2 separate regions of the Mus musculus genome follow, and region 1 is linked to region 2. Evidence: chromatin loops called from intact Hi-C (ENCODE). Cell type or tissue: heart. All regions are shown on one strand. Links, peaks and the distances in the headings refer to the core of each region. The heading gives the core; the rest is flanking DNA. Region 1 holds the start of Swt1 (SWT1 RNA endoribonuclease homolog (S. cerevisiae)). Region 2 holds the start of Rnf2 (ring finger protein 2).

Region 1 (5,374 bases), core at 216-5,215, 73 kb after region 2:
TCTGTTTCATAGTTCAGGCATGTATGTGCAATAGGATATATAATGCTGCATAAAAGATATGCCTCCTGGATTATTCTGTTAGGCAGTACAATATAAGAGGATCCTAATAAAATTAATAAGTTAGAAAAAGAAAACTGAAAATTATCTAGTCCACTATTGAAGGAAAATTTCAAAACCTGTCTGAAAATTCTTTTTATATCTTTCTAATCTTTTCTGGTTCAACATGGTAATATCATTCTGTATTTAAACACTCTTTTTTTTTTTTTTTTTTTTTTGGTTTTTCAAGACAGGGTTTCTCTGTGTAGCCCTGGCTGTCCTGGAGCTCACTTTGTAGACCAGACTGGCCTTGAACTCAGAAATCCACCTGCCTCTGCCTCCCGAGTGCTGGGATTAAAGGCGTGCGCCACCACGCCCGGCACACTCCTTTTTTTTTTTTTTTAAATAGCATACTCATAATCAATAAAGTAAACCTGTTAAATCAGACAAACCCAATATACTAGAAGGTTCTTTCACAATTTCTTCTGTTACTTTTTCCTCAAATTTCAATTCTATTTCAGAATCACCATTTTCATCTTGCCTAGCTGCTACTGCCTTCAAAGGACTAACTAGATCTGAAAATACATTTTCAAAGGATTAGTGCGTGTTTAAAGGTTTCAACAGCACAAATTCTTCACAGTAGAAATTTGTAATTGTTGTAGCACATATAATCAAATGTTTGCAACCCTCTTCCCCTAAGACAGACTTTTGGGACAATGTCTCCCTAGGCAGCTCAGGTTGATCTCCAAGCTACCAGGCCTGCCTGAATCTCTGGAGTGTTAGGATTACAGGCATACATACCATGAGGAGTCACTATGCCCCATGAGGCATTTTAAGGCATTAAAATGGTGAAGAAGTAAAGAAGCATTCCCCAAACAGCTGAACTATGTCCGATTTAAACATGATCAGGTGGGTGGTAGCTATTCCCTTAACAGTGTAAAAGTCCCTATCCATCAGGTTGTATGTAGAGGGAGAAAAGGCCTTGTTTTGCACTAAAAGCTGTGATCCCAAATGATGAGTCTACTGGATGATTTTTGTCTTTCCTGGGATCAATTCTGCTGCTCTTGAATGTGGTTGTAGAACTGCAAAATAATTCTCTTAGATTATGACTGTTTTATGTACATTTAACCCCCAACTGGCCTAGAAATATGAATTAATTCCTCACGCGATAATTCAGAAGGAGTATAAAGATCCATTTATGGACCACAGATTTGTTGAAAAAAAAAACAAAACTCGTTGAATTTTTTTTTTTTAGGCCCGCTGTGCAAAATGTTAAGAAGATCCTTAAAATGCTAATAATTATCAGTCTTATGTTTCTTATATGAACCGAAAAACCACCACTCGGAACATGTATAAACACATTCAGAAAATAAAAATATGGGCTATACGTTTTCACGATCGTTGTCCTTTGGAATGAAGTACAAAGCTCAATTAGTATTTGGCAGATACAAGAGACGGAGTTTCTATTCTCGGGAGCAAAGTATACTCCAGCAATGAGACAAATCCATCAGTGTGTATAAGTCCTGACTGAAAAATGCTTTCAGTTTCTCAATCTTGATCTACTACTACCTTAGTACCTCCATTACTGTAACACAGTGGAAAGTTTTAAAACTATTGTAGACTGGGTTGAGATGGAAACTACTAAAGACACTAACGGACACAGCCACTAATTTCATTGTTTATTTTTCTCTGCCTCACGCCTGGCCTTCATATATCCTTCAGGATGATATCCTCGAGGTTTATGGAAGAAGTATCCCTTTCCATGCTGTATTCCTTTTACTCTTACCTGCCGCTCTGGTTCCTCCTCCTCCTCCCATTTTTCTAAATTTGCCTTTCCACATTAAAAAAAACACCCTGGAGAAGGGCCTCCCCTATTCCCCAGCGAGGCATGGTTTCTCGCTTCTCTGCGGCAGAGAGATCAGGCCGTCTGCACTTACTGCTTTCAGCCTCCTCGGGGACAGAGGCTAGGGACGGGGACAGGGCCGGAGCCGGGGCCGGGGCAAGGGCTGGGGCTGGATCCGAGTCCGGCGTCGGAGCCGAGTCCAGAGCCGTATCTGCGGCCGGAGCTGGGACCGGAGCCGAATCCGGGGCCCGGGTCGGGACCCTGACCTGGGCCTCCTCCTTCTCCTGGGGTAGCAGCTCCTCCTCCGCCATATTCTCCATAGTTACGGCCTCCGAGCCAGGGGACGCGGAGGGGACTCGCGGCGGAGTGGGTTAATAGACGTTAATGCACACAGGGCTGGATCCAAGGGCGGGGAAGCAATTGGGAAGGCTGTACGCGTGCCACAGACAAACGGCGGAGCTCCAGTGACCCAACCCTGTCAGCAGAAAAACTGAAAGCCAGAGGCAGCGGTTCGACCCTTCGCCGGCTTCCCCTTCCCCGAGGCGTTACGACGCCACCACAGACTGCGCAGAAGCGTGTGGCGGACAGTGTCCAATGAGGAAAAAGAGTTCCGTTTCCTCGGTACGTCCTCTGCATCACTGGCCGCCACCGAACCGAAATAAGACTACAACACCCAGGAGGCATCGCGCCTCATGGGCGGTGCTCAGTTCCGGTCCTTGGAGGAAACACACACAGAGCGCCGAGAACTCTAGAATTGCCTGGAGCGTTCGGCTCCTGGCGGGGGTCCGAGTACAGAACTACATTTCCCAGTGTGCAGCGGGCTCTGGGAAGGCGCTTTGGGTGTCCGACTGGTCCGGGGAATCGCCACTGTCGCTGTGGCTGCTGCTGCCGCGGACTCAGGTAAGTTAGGGTATTCCGGGCGCGTGGACATCTCTCTGGGCGACAGCTTTTCACTGCTGGCCTCCTGTACCCGGACGTCGGTCGGGCTCGGGACCCGCGAGCTGAGGTCTGGGCCGGGCGACTGCGGGGGCTGGTCGGAGGTCGGCCGGCTCGTGGAGTGTGTGGCCGGGTTGCTCCAGCTGGACCTGAGGCGGTGGGGGGACCGATGGCGGCTTGTGTGGGGGTGGGCCGAGGCAGTTTATGAATCCCAGAAGCACTTTTCTGTCAGCCCCCTGAGGTAGAGTCCTGACTCCGCTCTCCACAACTTTCCCCCCCACAACTTGCGACCCGGACGCTCTTCACTTTTTCAATTTTGCCTCTAGGTTAAGGATAGCAGAATAGGCGCGGTGTGGTTGTAGGAGATTGTTTTGCAGTTTTGACCTGTTTTGTTTTGTTTTTTTTTAGGCTTTTACTAACAAATGTATCACTTTGATGCATTTCAGATTCTCTAAGGAATATGGCCAGGGAATCCTCTGCGCCTCAAGTTTTATAAATATATATATCCTGGACTTGTTTATCACCGAAGTCTTATTTGTTCTCTTCACTTTATTTCTAATAAGCACACTGGAGCAGACTGGAAAAACAAAACAAAAACAACCCAAATTGATCTTTCTTTCAGGTTGCCTGCTTCGGACTGTCTTGAGCGTTTAAGGCAAGAGGGGAGGTTCTCAGGTTTTTTTCCTCTGTTGGGAAACCATAGGAGACGGTGTGTGATTGTTTGTTACTTTGAAATGCTGTCTGGAAGTTTTGCTCTCTCATTGTCCTTCCTAGTTGGAGTGTTTGAAGGTGTTTTTCCTTCCCCAGTTTAACGTAAACTTTGTCCCCACCAGTCTTTTGCAAGTTCTAAAGCCCTTAAGGGCTACGAATGTACTTATCTCAGTGGTAAAGTATTTGCTTAGCTCCTTAGCTTAAAGGTCAGAAGCCTGGCCCCACAAGACGACTGAAGGCCTTTTAACCGCTTTTGGACTAGGATTCCTATGTGGGGAGTTAACTATTTAACGATTAAAAGTGAGACAATAGCACCTATTACAACCTGTAGAAATGGTAACTAGGACCAGAGAGATTGTTCAGTGGTTTAGGTCACCTGCTTTTCTTGCGGAAGACTCTTATCAGTTCCCAGCCATCCACTTGACAGATGGAAACCATCTGTAACTCCAGGTCCCAGGGATTTGATGCCCTCACAGAGACTTGAATGCAGACAAAACACATAAAGCACATAAATACATAATATATTAAAAAAAAAGAAATGGTATTATTTTTAATTGACAGAACACCTCACCCCACCTCACCCCTCCCTCTGCCTTTGGTATTCATAACAGGCACTGTGTCTTAGCTCTAAATGACATCCTTAGTACTTGTAGTACTTGTTTTTTTTTTTTTCCCATTTATAAAAAGAGTAAATGATTAATTTGAGAGCTTGACTCAATATTTTAACCTTATTTAACACCAGCTAGAAAACAGATGACAACAATTTAATGTTAGCATGGGGATTCTGTGGCAGTTTAAATTCAGAATTTCTAAGCATGAGGGAATTTTCAGTTTAAAGGCTTAGGAGAGTATATTAAGCATCAGTTGCATTACTGCATAAGCTATCTTATATTTTTGTTTGTTTGTTTTTTCACATCAAGGTTTCTCTGTGTAGCCCTGGCTGTCTTGGAACTCACTCTGTAGACCAGGCTGGCCTTGAACTCAGAAAAACAGCCTGCCTCTGCCTCCCAAGTGCTGGGATTAAAGGCGTGCGCCACCACGCCCGGCCCTGTTAAGCAACAATAAAAATAATTTCAACAGTTTTTGTGGACCAGGAATTAAAAATGAACTTCCTGGCTGTATTAGGATTTGGGTCTTTAACGACGATATACTGAAGCTACCTGGTAGATCCACTGTTGTCAGGTAAAGACTTGACATGGGTCAGCTTCAAAGTTACTCACATGCCAGAAACTTGATTTTGGTTGCTGGACTATTTGAGTGACTGTGTTGTGGAAATGTCAGTGAAATAAACCCTCCTCAAGTTGCTTTTAATCATGGTTTTTATTATAGCAATAGAAATCCTAGCTAATATATACCATGCAGTGGCTTTGATTATACGGGTTAGTCCTGTTTATTATGGAAGATGCTATATAAGCATTATTGAACCAAAAGCTGCAATGTTTTAGGTGAACAATCTTATGGCAGGACATTTTAGAATTTTTCTACCTTTGATCCCTTTTTGCTTGAAATGATTTTATTGGACCCAGGGTTATAGAGATTTAAAATAAATACAAATCTAACATTTCTGAAAACCTTAAATTTATTTTAAAATAATTCTTTCTATTTATTTATTTATTTATTTAGAGACAGGGTTTCTCTGTGTAGCCCTGGCTGTTCTGGAACTCACTCTGTAGACCAGCTGGCCTGGAACTCAGAAATCTGCCTGCCTCTGCCTCCCAAGTGCTGGGGTCAAAGGCTGCGCCACCATGCCTGGCTAAAATAATTCTTTATATATGTAATTTTACCATTAGAGGTAAAAGCAAGTTTGTGTGCTAATGATTGTGTGTTTATTTATTTTTATATAATGAA
Region 2 (5,374 bases), core at 312-5,311:
TGTCCTGGAACCCCACTCTGTAGACCAGGCTGGTCTTGAACTCAGAAATCTGCCTGCTTCTGCCTCTCAAGTGCTGGGATTAAAGGCATGTGCCACCACCGCCTGGCTTTGATAAACTATTTTTAACTGAGATTTTTGCTCATATGGTTTGTGTGGCTAATCTTGAACCCCCAACAGTTATAGAGTAAACTTTCTTGGAGTTATTCATAGCATCCATGAACTAACTGGTGGCATCTCCATTGCTAACATTACAATTATTCACTTATAACTCTCCTTTTCTCTGGGCAGTGGTGGCACACGCCTTTAATCGCAGCACTTGGGAGGCAGAGGCAGGTGGATTTCTGAGTTCGAGGCCAGCCTGGTCTACAGAGTGAGTTCCAGTCCAGCCAGGACTGCACAGAGAAACCCTGTCTCAAAAAACCAAAACCAAAACCAAACCAAAACAAAACAAAAAACCCAAAACCAAACACACACACACACACACACACACCCCAACTAACTCTCCTTTTCTTCCTGAGCTAAGTTCGAGAATGCACCATCCTTGTAGATGTATTGACTTGGGTAACTGGTTCTGGCCAGTGGAATTCCATCAGTGATCGTGTCTCTTCCAAAGTAAGTTTTTGAAAGCTCCCGGTTATTCTTCAGTTTCTTTCTTTCTCTGCTACAGAGAATGAATTACTGTGACTCAGGTGCATCGATGGCTATTCTTAGTTGTCCATTTGACTATATCTGGAACTAACAAAAACCAAAAATGGAGGGGTATTTGCTTAATTTGAAGTGGGAAGATCCACTTCTAATCTGGATCTTTGATCTGGGAAGAGGCCTCTTTAATCAGGGCCACAGCTTCTGCTGGAAGTCTTTGCAAGCACATGGAAGAAGGAAGTTTTTGTTCTTTGCCTGCTTGCTCTTGCATTGCTAGCAAAACCATTCCTTCACTGGCATTGGAGACCACGTCTTTGGGATTCCTGCGTATACTACGGACTAGCTAAGATATCCCACCCTGTGGACTGAACTACTAGACTCTTGGACAGTCCATTTATAGGCAGCCATTATTGGGTTAGCTGGACTATAGCCATAGTGAGTATAATAAATTCCATTTCTCTCTAGAGAGAGATTCATTCTATAAGTCCTGTTACTCTAGAGGTCCCTGACTAACACAAGGGCTACAGCTAAGAGATTGAGGTCTCTGTCAATCTGGTTTCCAGAGAGACTGGAACAGTGATTTTGATTCTAATTAATCACTAAGGATGAGCAGGCGATAAACCTGTGTTGTATTGAATCTAAAGGTTTTAGAAATATTTCTTACCAAATGGCAGAACATAACTTTCCTGTTTAAGCCAATCTAGGATGATCCATTCCAAGTTTTTTGGTTTTCTTCCAGACAGGGTTTCTCTGTGTAGCCCTGGTTGTTCTGGAACTCACTCTGTAGACCAGGCTGTCCTTGAACTCACAGAGATCCATCTGTCTATGCCTCCTGAGTGCTTGGATTAAAGGTGTGGGCCACCGCAGACTGGTCTCATGCCAGTGAAGAGGTAAAATAGATGAAGTCACACTGATTTGTTAGAAGTATCTTTGTACTAAAGGATTTTTAGCCCAAAGTCTAACTTTTTAAATAATTTTTAATCTAAATATCCCATACGTTTTCTTCTTTAAAGACAATCCTACTGTGACCCTTTAAATAGGATATTAGATTTACCTGTATCTTCTGTGCTCCCTATAAATGACGGCCTTCCTTAACACTGATTGACTGGCTTCAAGCAGTTACACATCACGATTTCCAGAAGCGTTTGAACTAGAGCAAAGAGTTCTCAATTATGAACATTCCGCTTTGATGGAAGGTCAGTGTTTCTGCTCCAGACTACCCGTCTCCAGAGGATGGAGGAACACAACACTCGGGGTTATTTTGGCTTTGATTCACATCCCGGGAAAAGTTTAACCTTGGGCTTTTTAAATTGCTAGAGTGGACAGTAAGTGTGAGCACCAATCCTGGTTGGTCACATCTGGGATTAACAAAACACCAAACAACTGAGCACACTCGTGAATGTTTTCTTGATTGGATCATTCAAGCCTTGAAGTCCCATCTGAACTCTTTGCCACACCTTCTGTGGTAGCATACAAAAAAGGAAGGGGTGAGTAGAAAGCTTTCGCCAGCAAGATCTGATGCTGAGACATTACTTTACTGATATTAAAAAACACTTCTTTGGATTCCAACATAGGCCAACGACCCGCTGACACAGCCAGCACCAAGGGCTTAAAACTACTAGGTTCTTCACCTTGTAGTTTGGAGACAGTACTGTTGGCTTAGACCACAGCCTGTAAGCCACTCTAATACCCACCCCACCTCTCTCTATATTGCATATACTTAATATCCCCCCTCTCTATATGCTGAATATATTTAATATATATGCATTCTATTAGTTGTTTCTATAGAAAACCCCGAATAATACAATAAGTAAGAAAATTTTAAGCCACAGAAAAGGAATTCCATAATAACGTTACTGGAAGCTATAAGCCACCTCGCCCAATTTCAGTGCAGTGCAAATTAAGTGCCTTCCCATTTATCATCTGCTATTCTTGATTATCCTTTCAAGAGACCATGACCAATGAAACATTTTGAAGTTAGGGAACTTTTTTTCCTACGTGTTACTTAAAAGTTAAATGCAGGAATTACCGAGTGACAACTTGCAGGCTATTTTTTTGGGTAGTGGTGGTGGTAATGACAACTATCTATGGCTACTTATATTTTCAAATTCAGAACACTGAAAGCGTCAAGGAGGTCGATATAAAGAGTAGCAAGGAGATCATTAGGGACGTACTAACAAGCGCCTATTTCCAGAGTTGAAGGTCACTTTCCTTAGATCTTGCTGGCTTTGTATGCCTTAGAGATCCAAAGTCCGGAAAGTTCTGCAGCAGAAACCCTGAGGATTTACTTGGGCTGGGATGACTACGAGGACGAGGACGAAGTCAGGGGCTGGAAGCCCAAATCGAAACCTCAGCAGCGGGAGGGAAGGCGCAACCTGTGGGCTCAGACAGGCCCAGAAAGGCTCCAGGACGGGGGAAACAGACAGAAAGAAGACGCCCAAGTCAGCAGGCGTTGGCTGGGGGCTGCGCCGGCGCTGGGGGCGTCTGGCGAGCTGTAGCCACGGGCGGGGGCGGAGCCAGGGCCAGGGTGTGGGCGTGGCCCGGCGGTCCGGGCCTGCACTAGGCACGCCCCTTCCCCTACGCCAGGGGCCTCCCCGCGCGGTGCGCGTCCGCGTCCCGCGCCTCCGCCTCCTCGCTCGCTCGCTCGCTCGCTCGCTCCTTCCCGCCCTCCCCGCAGCTCCGGCCGAGCCGGCTCCCCCCTCCCCAGTCTCTCATGAATATTGAGCGGCCCCTGTTGTATTTCCCGAGCTCCATTGCGGAAGCCGAGACTCGCCATATTGTGCGGCGGCGCCGGCGGTTGATTCTCGAGTCTCGCTCCGGCCACTGCCAGCGCACCCCCGGGCTGGGGCAGGAGCCGGTGAGCTAGGCAGGGAGGGGGATGGCGACGTCTGCGAGGGCGGCGGGCTGGGGCAGGGGCACCCGGAACGGGCCGCGGCCCGAGCGGCGGCGGGGCTGGGGGTGTGTGTGTGTGTGTGTGTCCGCGGCCGCGAGGGGCCGTGAGGCGATGGCGCCGCCGCCCCCGGCCGTTCGCTCCGCCGCTCGCGGCCCGCCCGGGAGGGCTCATTGTTCGCGGCCCGTGAGCACCGGGCTGGCGAAGCGTCCGGAGCCCTTCGGGGAAGCGCACCCGCGCGGCCCTGGGCTTACGGCGGCCGGGGCCTCGAGGGCGGCACCGGAGCGCTGGGAGAACTTAGCCCTGGGCTTGCTCGCGGGGCCCGGAGGTCGGCGCCGTGGGGGCGGGGAGGGGCGCTCCGGGCCGACAGCTCTCCTTTGGGACCTGGCACCGGGGTGGGCTCGGGATCCCCTCTCGGCCCCACATTCCTGGAGAGCCGCCGCCTGCCCCGGAGTATCTGTTGCCGCCTCCGCGAGCCACGGGCTCACCCTGGAGGCGGTGTTGGGGGAGGGGGCGACTCCGTGGGTTCGAGCTGCTTCGCGTTTTGACCCCGGGCTGTGTTTGCCGAAATCCTTGGTCCACTCCCTCTGCCTGTCGGCTCCCGAGTCCCGGCCCTTGTTAGAATCGTTTCCTCGCTTCAGAAGTCGCCTTCATACTCGCAGAGATATTGTTGTTGGTTTAAAAAAAAAAAAAAAAAAAAAGGTCGGTCTTGGAAACTTTGAGGTTCCTTTCTTTGCTTTTGCCCACCGGAACAGATTACCGATTCATGTCCCCGAAGCCCCGTTGGGTGTCTTTTTAAAGAAGCTGTCGGAAGTTTGTATGCCTTGTGACTTGTTGTGGAAATGTCAGACTTTCTACACGGTGTGTGAAAAAGCTTAGCTAGGCTTTTAAGTATTTGGTATGCGGTTATTTCTTTTGAAATAAAAAAAAAGGAAGGCATAGTGTCAAGTAATTTAAGCCATATTTTAATTAAAAGTACCATAAGTCATTTGCATTCAATTATTTTTTGATAGTTTCGAGATAATCAACTGGAGTACTTAGTGGAATTGGTATCTAATTATTTGTAATTGTTGAATATTTTAATAAAGCAAATGTCGGGTTTTGAGATTTATTTTATTTTTATTTATTTACTTTTGCAAGCGACCCATTCAGTATTTTGAGATTTATTTTATTTTTATTTATTTACTTTTGCCAGCGACCCATTCAGTATTGTCCAGGCAAGCTGGCCTCATACTCGATACTGAGTTTAAGGCAATCCTCCTGTCTCAGCTTCCCTGGTGACAAGATTATAGACATTCAACACAGCTGTCTTACATTTTGTGTCTTAAGTTGAACTTTTAACCTCTGATTTATAAAGAACTTAAACGGCAACAATATTACTCCTGGATATACCTCTTTGCCCTCTAAAATCTCTACTTGCTACAATCAACAGGTATCCTTTTTTAAAGACTTGATGGTAACATCTAATCTATTTAGTAAAATAACTGATAAATATATAACACTCCAGTTGTTAGGTATCACACCAAATATGGGTTTTTACTTTCTCCAAGTTTACTTATTTCTCTAAATCCCTCGTGTGGAAGGGACAGGGCAGTAGTTCAGATGAAGACTAAGTTGTAGACTTTAGACACATAGCTGACTTAGCTTTAGGAGTAGAGACAGGCCATCCTGGGCTACACAAAGAGCAGAGTGGGCTATGAGACTGTCTCACAAGCACAGACAAGGCAAAATCCAAGCCTCTAAAAGGAGACTTTATGATAGCCTTTATATTTGAAAAATAAGATAATGGTCCTCTAATGTGCTGCACAGAAAGCTTTCAGTTAGAACAAATAGTGTAACAGA

What was found. Hi-C counts contacts between places; a loop is a spot of excess contacts. Peaks named below come from ENCODE experiments on the same cell type or tissue, not always from the same donor. Only the 100,000 strongest peaks of a DNase experiment are listed, where the experiment ranks them.
Region 1: it touches region 2 in a loop (11-fold over the local background); 1 of 42 quality-filtered maps calls a loop at or near these places.

The regions. Positions count from the first base shown.
Region 1 is chr1:151,425,702-151,431,075 of GRCm38, reverse strand. Swt1 (SWT1 RNA endoribonuclease homolog (S. cerevisiae)) reads left to right here and starts at 2,641. Exons shown (of 20, transcript NM_025819.4): 1 at 2,641-2,779. It overlaps Trmt1l (tRNA methyltransferase 1 like), which reads right to left and starts at 2,534. Exons shown (of 15, transcript NM_026876.4): 1 at 1,974-2,534. The coding sequence starts at 2,199. In heart, for the core only: no CTCF peak of the experiment used is centred there; a DNase peak (open chromatin) is centred at 2,565; H3K4me3 peaks cover 3,558 bases; H3K27ac peaks cover 2,380 bases.
Region 2 is chr1:151,498,844-151,504,217 of GRCm38, reverse strand. Rnf2 (ring finger protein 2) reads left to right here and starts at 3,227. Exons shown (of 7, transcript NM_011277.3): 1 at 3,227-3,499. In heart, for the core only: no CTCF peak of the experiment used is centred there; DNase peaks (open chromatin) are centred at 3,267 and 3,927; H3K4me3 peaks cover 2,851 bases; H3K27ac peaks cover 1,911 bases.